Regions from separate parts of the Homo sapiens genome. Here all the other regions are linked to region 2. A link is a contact called in ENCODE Hi-C data. All regions are on one chromosome and are shown on one strand. The core of a region is the stretch at or near the end of the contact, and the rest is flanking DNA. Distances in the headings are between cores, read along the strand shown.

Region 1 (2,700 bases), core at 161-2,660, 4.5 Mb after region 2:
GTGGGACTTGCCAGGAGCAGCTATTTGAGAAAATTCCTTTTTCTTTCCCATTCATTCTTTCTAGCTCTACTGTCTGGCACAATCCTTACAATTACTCACTGGCTTTTCATTCTAAAGACAACCAACAAGCTTTCAGAACTTCCTACAGTGTTTTTCTCATACACTTTTAAAAAAATAAAGCACCAAATCATTCAATATGTCTTTTATATAAAAAGCAAACCATTAACCCATTTCCTCGTTCCAAAGACCCCCGTGGGTTTCAGACTAAATAGAATCCTTTGTTACGTGTCCAAAAATAACACAACACGGTATTGGTAAATTGGAAAATAATAGATAACTCTTATTTCCAAGAATGTCAGAGCTACTGGCCATAAATTTTGTTCTGCCCCAGTGAGTCCAATTTCATGCTTCTTTTAGCGAATCTACCGTCCTAACAACAGTAAAGCCAATCATATTAAACACGGTTCTCCTTTTCTCTTTCGACATTCCATTAATAAATACAAGGGCTGAAAGAAGACGCCAAGCGGGCCAGTTTCTTTATGCACAATGGTATCCTCTAAGCGAAATACCTCCAACCACAGCGAAAGTTGTCTTTCTAGCAGATGCCCACCCCAACCGGCCCAGGCAGAGGGGGCAAAGGGTAAGAGGGAAGCGTAACATCCCAGCTCTCCCACCTCTAGAGGAAGGGAAGAGGGTATGACAGAGAGCGGAGTAGGAAGGTGGGCGAGTGGGAGAGACAGAAATGGATGCTGAGGGGGTGGGCGAGATGGGAAGGTAGGGAAAGGTGGAGAATGCGGGGAGAGGTGGGTGCGCAAAGCGGCAAGATCCGAGAGCACAGCGGGGAGCGGTGGGGGGCAGCGAGGGGATCCGGGGGCGCGAAGTGGGGGGTCTGGTCCTCACCATTGAACGCCCCTGCGTCCGCGGGCGCCGCCTCCTCCTCCTCCCCGTCCTCGGAGTCGGACTGCATGGGCTCCTCGGCGAAGTTGACCCCCTTGCTGGGGGTGCCGCCCCCGGCAGCGGCGCCCAGGTCCCCCCAGGTCCTGCCCTCATGGCCGAAGCGCGCGGTGCCTTTGCGCTCGTTCTCCTGCTGCAGGCGGGTGAAGTGCTGCAGCGCGAACTCCAGCAGGTCCGCGGGCTGGTGCCTCAGCACCTCCACCGTGAAGCCCTGCAGCAGCTCCGTCAGTCCCGCCGGGATCTCGATGCTCATCCTGCCTCCGGGGCGGCAGGCGCCTGGGCGCCGCCCTCGCCCCCTCCCCGGCACGGCCTAGGGCCCCGCGGCTGCCGAGCGAGCGCCTACGGCGCTGGCGCGCTACCGGCTGCGAGCGCGGCGCACTGGGCCCCGGCGGCCCGGCTGGCCCGGCCCGCGGCTCCCGGCGCGCGTCTGCTCCGTGTGGTGGCGGCGGCTGAGCGAGCGCGGCCCCGGGAGGGCTGGCAGCATCTCCTGCTCCTCCCGCTCCAGCCGCGGCCGCGCCTCTCCCCCGCCCGGGCGCCCCGCCCCCGCCCCGCCGCGGTGCGCGGGAGGGGGCGCAGGAGAGCGCGCCCACGTGACCCCCGGAAACCATGGCAACCTCCGCTGGCTGGCGCCGCGCACCCGCCTGTCAGACCACCGCAGGGCTGCGCGCCCGGGCCGGGAGAGGCGGAGGGAGGCCCAGCGAGGCCGCCTTCGTGTCCACCTGTCCGCGCGTCCAGGAGCGGGCTGGCCACTCGCCCCGCTTCCCAGGCGTCATTCGCCATGGTGAACCCCCGCAGAGGTGGTGCCAGGAGATTTGTCTTGAAACTTCAGCCTCCACCTTAGTAGTGGCATTTTATTTTCCTTCTAGAATCTAGTTGCATGATAAGTGTTGCTAATGTCCTTTGTTTAAAGTCTTATGGTGGTACTGGTTCTCTTTTGGACAAAGAAATGCTACCCCATCTTTGTGACGTCTTTCTTTTTCTTCCCCACATTTTATCCAGCCTTTCCCGATCCATCCTGTTTATTATGTTTCGTCTTACTGATGCTATTCCGTTGTGCACTCCACGCATTTACTATTTATTGAGACAAAGGCACCATTTATTGAGAGGCACCTATCAAAGTTAGTTGATCTCTTTTAAATAGGATAGTGCAGGATGAGGCGCTTATTATTTTGAAACTTTCCTTTATGCTTTGAATGATTTTTGACTTGTATGTCCAAAAATTGAAATACTTCAGTATAAAGAAAAATAGAATTACTAATGTGTGCTTTTAAAGTAGAAGGCTTTGACTTTGAAATGAGGCTTACTTTGCAAATGTTTACAATTTTGAAGTAGAGAAAATTGTCTTTTGTCAATTAAATTCTATTTAAGTACGCATACTTCATTTTCTACAATTATCATATCATTGTAAATAAAATATTTCAAGAGCAAGCTCACTTGGTTATTCTGATTTATCTTCCCACCCACGGAAGAGTAAACACATGACTGGGGAAACTCCAAGTCTAGAAATCAGAGATGTAACGAACTAGTCCCTCTTGTAAAAATGGATCTTGATGTTAACCCTTTGTTAATGATGCATCCTGTATTGACTCCATGAGCCAATGTATTTCTCTATTTTCATTTCTTAACAACTTTATAGTAATAATGTTACGTTGCTTTAAATATACAGTAGTTAAGTGCTTCTAATTGTGTCGAGCATTTTAAGAATTAAACTTTTGGCCGGGCGCAGTGGCTCACTCATGCCTGTAA
Region 2 (2,700 bases), core at 118-2,617:
GGCTTTAATGCAGGTGATGCTGGCAGGGAGACCAGTCTCAAACATGTCTTAGGGAGACTAAAGTTAGGGCTTTCTATAGCAGGGAATTATGGAGGGGTAAGGAAGAGGAGTTTGTGAACAGGCAGCAGATGCACCTCATTGTCCAGATGTAGTGTTCTGGAAAGTTGCATTTCCTTGACACTATCTGGGAGGTCTGACAGTTTATCTGCTGAGAAAGGAACTCAGGTAAAATGCACGCAAGTTTCTCAAGTTTCACTTCGAAGGGAAAATTTGGCCGGTTTCGGTCTTCCCTTTCTATTTATCAATTCCTCAATCATGCGGAATCTGGTAGTTGATCTTTCTGGCTGCTTCACGTGAAGGAAGGGCATCTTGGGATGATATGGAATGAAAATATCGCACCTGTAATTGCAAGTACTTACGAGTACCTGGTTGGCATCCAGCTTGTTGGAGCACCATGATTTGGGTACTTTCATCAACATTTTAAACCACATTGAATTAGGATAATTAATAACATGGATAAGAAGGTTTCTTTGTAGGTTGTAATAACCCAGTTAAGAGTTTGTACCATTCGGCCGGGCGCAGTGGCTCACGCCTGTAATCCTAGCACTTTGGGAGGCCTAGGTGAGCGGATCACGAGGTCAGGAGATGGAGACCATCTTTGCTAACACGGTGAAATCCCATCTCTACTAAAAATACAAGAAGATTAGCCGGGCATGGTGGCGGGGGCCTGTAGTCCCGGCTACTAGGGAGGCTGAGGCAGGAGAATGGCGTGAACCCGGGAGGCGGAGATTGCAGTGTCGCTCTGGCGACAGAGCGAGACTCCGTCTCAGGAAAAAAAAAAAAAGAGTTTGTACCATTTGAGGGCAAAAGCTTCAGTATGAAATTCCCGTTTCTCTCAAGTAAACCGCCTGTCCTGTGTTACTCACTTTGTTTTACCTGGAGGCAGCAAAACTGAATAGTTTTCCTGAGTGCTCATGAGTAGGAAAAAATGAAATGAAGAGTTGCCCAGAGATCGCTAGTGAGGTGCTTTGCCACTACTGCCCTGTACTTAAGTAACTGTGAGGGTTCTCTGTTTCCTGGCTTCTAAAACAAGAGGAAGAGCTGAAGACACAGTTTCATAGACTTTTCGGCTCTTTATTGTAGTCTCCCCCATTAGTACGTTGCTGAGCTTAGGGCAAGTGCTCAATAATAGCTTGCTGAATTAGTGTTGTGTTTGATCCTTTCAGATCCACGCCGCATTTTGAGCCCGACCTGGGCGGGCGGTCCAGAGACCAGTTTTCCGCCGGGGGCGGAGCTTCGGGCGGCCAGCGCGCGACGGGGCAGCGGGGCGGAGCTTGCCGCCGGCGGAGGGCGGGGTCTGCGCGGGGACTTCCCCCGGGCTGAGCTGCGCAGCGGGTGCGGAGGGCGGGCGCCCGGCGTCCGGCGGCGGGTGGGGGGCTGTGAGGCTGGCAGGGGTCGGCGGGCGCGTAGCCGCCGACCCTTGGTGGTCTCTTGGGCTGGGGACCCTTCCCTGGGAGTCGGCCCCGGCCCCGGCGGGGCGGGCGTTGCCGGGAGGCGGAGGGGTGCGCGGCCGCGAGTCCTGCGTGATCGCGAGCATGTGTGCGTGCGCGTGTTTATCTGAGGCGCGTGCGGCGGCCACCCCAGCCTAGTCCTCTTCTTGGTGCCACTGGCTAACTAGGTTGAGAAACCGGCGCCACAGGCGGCACACCTGGCCCGGAGCTGGCCCGCTCCTCCCCGCCGAGCCGGCGCCCCAACAACGCGCCCTCTCCCAGTCCTCACAAAGGGGCCTAGTCCGGCCCCCGGCTCTGGCCGTGAGGGAGCGCTGTGGGGGCGCGCTGCCTTCTGCCTGGAAGTGTTGGGCAGGTGGTGGGAGAGCGTCAGGCTTGAACAACATGATTTTAAAGCACGTGTCTGTCTGTCGTTTTTTACTTTTAGGGTTTTGGCCAAATTGGGCGAGGGCACAAAATAACCACTTACCCCTTCTCACCGAGGAAGAGCGGGAGAAAGGGTAAGTAAGGAATGGTCAGGGGTGGAAGGACCTAGGACTTTATCCTGAGAGCGAGCGAGAGAGAGAAGGGCTAGATGTCCAGAACTGCTCGTGGGGAACTTGGGCCCAGATTCTACCTTTTCATCGGGAACTGGAGGACCCACCTTCAAAGTCACAGGCTCCAGGCCCCGGACTGTTTTCAGCCTCACACAGTCTATAGAGTTTAACAGCTTGGGCATGTGGATCCCTTTTAGCCCCTTGACCCGACAGAAAACTGCACTTCCCCTTTACCTGTTTTTACCTTGGAACATTGGTCCTCTCTAGTTGTCTGTCTCCGGCCCCTATCTTATTAGCCAGCTTTGACTAATCCCTGAGACCATAGCACTAAAGAATCCAGGTCCTGTTTGATAATGAACAGTAACCCCCCTAGGGATGTTTACATTTTAAAAGGGTACTCCTGAAAAAATCCTTTAGGACCCCAAAGCATAAAGTTAGTAACAAGATTACAAGTGTTGAAGTTCTTTGGGATCTCTCAAGCTTACAGAAGAAGATGTTTTGAGGGGAGAGAGATGACCAGGCTGGGCCTTTTTCTCTGGGCTTTCACTCTTGGTACCTCCTGGCAAGCATTCCATTCACTTTTGAAAAGTTGCCAAAAAGGACACTGAAGTTCTCTGAGGCTTACTGTGATTTTCAGTGTGGTCTATTTCATTGGT
Region 3 (2,700 bases), core at 14-2,513, 3.4 Mb after region 2:
GAACTTTCCCAGGCACGGTGGCTCACGCCTGTAATCCCAGCACTTTGGGAGGCTGAGGCAGGTGGATCACCTGAGGTCAGGAGTTCAAGACCAGCCCGGCCAATGTGGCAAAACCGTCTCTACTAAAAATACAAAAAAATTAGCCGGGCCTGGTGGCGCACGCTGGTAGTCCCAGCTACTCGAGAGGCTGAGGCAGGAGAATTTCTTGAACTCAGGTGGCGGAGGTTACAGTGAGTCGAGATCATGGCACTGCACTCCAGCCTGGGCAACAGAGCAAGACTGTCTCAATAAAAAAAAAAAAAAAAAATAGAATTTTATCTTCTCACAGTTTTGGAGGCTAGAAGTCCAAGATCAAGGTGCCAGCAGGGCCATGCTTCCTCTGAAGGTGCTGGAAAAAGAGCTGTTCCAGGCCTCTCTCCTAGCTTCTGGTTCCTGGGCTTGTGGCAGCAGAACTCTAGTCTTCACGTGGTGTTTTTCTTATATACACGTCTCTGTATTTCCAAATTTCCCTTTTTGTATGTGAAAGGGGATACGAGTCATATTGGATTAGGGGCCCACCCCACTCCAGTATGACCTCATCTTAACTTTAATTACATCTACAATGACCCCCTTCTTAGATAAGTTCACACTCTGAGGTACTAGGAATTAGGACTTCCACATATGAATTTAGAGGGAGGGGTACAGTACACAATTCAACCCATAACATGTGGGAAATGGAAATATGATCTTATCAATGCCAATACCTCCTGTAGCTTCTATAATATGCCAGATGTGGGAGGGTTGCAAAGGAAACAGAAGGTCACTGCCTTTGAGGAACTGACATTTGTGCTTAGGCCTATGGTAGGCGGAGGAGATATAAGACTCCACATGATTTCAAGTCTGGGACCTGAATTCCTAGATCATCCAAGTGATGACAAATCCTGTAGCAGGACAAGGCAGAGAAGCACACCTGAAGACTGAGGAAGAGAATCAACAGATTCAGAAAAGAACTGATGCCAATTTGGGGAGCAGTTGTAATCGTACAATGCTTAGTTCTGAAAGAGTGCTTAGAGTTTTCTGAAAATCTTGTTCCTAACCATATTTTCATTCTCTAAGCTATTTTAATCACCTAAATCCCATATTGATTACTGAATGTGACGTGACCCCTTGGCTTTCCTCACCAATGATACCTTCCGGAAGTGAAAATTTGGAGCAGCACAAAGAGCTGCCTGAGAAAGCAGAACTGGCCTCCGGAGACGTGCTTGGGTAAGACACACTGAGTGATACAGGAAGCCACAAGACCAAGGTGAAAGTTTCTTGACATGACAAGAAGGGCAAAGCAGAAAAACCAAAGAATTAATGGAGATGGAAAGACAAGCAGAAGGGACTCTGAAACCCACAGATAAGTAGGCAGGTGAAAAACAATGAGAAAGCTACTCCCAGAAGCTGTTCCGATCTCTGCCCAGGTTGGACACTGGTTAGAACTGGGCAGTCTCCTTAAGATGTTTTAAACATGTGCTCTCATCCAGGCACATTCCACCTTCTCAGAGCACAGCCACTCTTGCCAAGCCCCAGCAAGCTTGTCTTCACTGCCTCTACCCGAACACTTCCTTGCTGTATCATTTCATTTCTGGGGATTAAGATAAAAACTGATTTCTGTCATCTTATCTTAAAAATAAGGTTGATAGCTAGCCAGTTGTTAAATACTTGTTCGGAATACCATGCTATGCAAATGCCCTTGTTACCCAGTACAGGATAAGAAGCATTTATTCAACAAATTTTGAGTGCAAATTACGTGCCAGTCACTATCTTAGGCATTGGGGATGGAAGGGTAAATAAGACAAAACCCATGTCCTTGAAGGCTTTACAGACTAGATGTGGAGGTATAAGGAGAGAGTCAGCCACACAGCAGGGATGGCAACTGCTAAAGTAGACACACACACGGGGGATTACATGCATCAGGAAATGGAAACACAGCCCAGAATGGAGGAGTAGAGAAAATGACCTGGAGGTGATACTGAGACTCTAGCAGCATGAAGTAGATCATTGCTTAACAAATTTTTCTGTAAAGTGTCAGCTAGTAGGAGTTTTTGGCTTTGCAGGTGGTATGGTCTCTCACAACTACTCAACTCTGCCATTGTAGCATAAACAAGGCAGCTGTAGACAATATGTAGATAATCAATTGGACAGTTCTAATTAAACTATTTGTGAGTGCAAAAATTTGTATTTCATATCATTGCTATATGTCACAAAATACTATTTTTTAAAATTTTTCTTAATATCTAAAAATGTAAAAGCCGTTCTTAGTTTGCAGGCCCCATAAAAGCAGGCAGTGGCCAGCATGGACCTGTGGGTTGTAGAGTGCTGATCCTTGATCTAGATAAAGTAGGCAAAACATTCCATGCAGGAGAAACCACATACACCACACAGGCACACTTAGGAATGCCAAGCAGATGTTAAGGGTTAATATTTTTAAAGGCAAAATCATGACTCTTATACAAATATAAAGCAAATATATACCAAAGATTCTATTCAATTTGTTCATTAATGAGAGAAACAAGAGAATGTTATGACCAGTTCAAAGGAGAAGTTTTTAAAAAACACACATGTATAGGCCATCAGAAATGCTGAAATCAATTGGCTGGTATCTGTATCTATCAATATCTATATGGCAATAATGAACTGCATCTCTACAGGACACGACTGGCATTTCCATGGACA

What was found. A loop is a pair of places that touch in the nucleus more often than their neighbours do. Pooled maps may share reads with other maps.
Region 1: a map of CD4-positive, alpha-beta T cell shows a loop between it and region 2 (6-fold over the local background). The contact joins the promoter of PRKAR2B here to the promoter of IMMP2L in region 2. A Hi-C loop is called at or near these places in 2 of 168 maps with a recorded cell type or tissue (CD4-positive, alpha-beta T cell and naive thymus-derived CD4-positive, alpha-beta T cell) and 4 of 50 pooled maps.
Region 3: a loop to region 2 is called in a pooled map, with 5 times the contacts of the local background. The contact joins the enhancer-like site here to the promoter of IMMP2L in region 2. A Hi-C loop is called at or near these places in 4 of 50 pooled maps.

Annotation. Positions count from the first base shown.
Region 1 is chr7:107,043,415-107,046,114 of GRCh38, reverse strand. It overlaps PRKAR2B (protein kinase cAMP-dependent type II regulatory subunit beta), which reads right to left and starts at 1,410. Exons shown (of 11, transcript NM_002736.3): 1 at 901-1,410. The coding sequence starts at 1,207. RefSeq lists silencers at 1,017-1,311, 1,098-1,657.
Region 2 is chr7:111,561,159-111,563,858 of GRCh38, reverse strand. IMMP2L (inner mitochondrial membrane peptidase subunit 2) reads left to right here and starts at 1,367. Exons shown (of 6, transcript NM_032549.4): 1 at 1,367-2,008. RefSeq lists a silencer at 1,206-1,835.
Region 3 is chr7:108,134,359-108,137,058 of GRCh38, reverse strand. No RefSeq gene overlaps it. Among named protein-coding and RNA genes, the nearest start is that of LAMB4, 5.3 kb to the right of the region's middle. Within about 2 kb of position 1,263, at least 4 of the 41 ENCODE cell types and tissues checked have a DNase peak (open chromatin) inside an H3K27ac peak, as active enhancers do.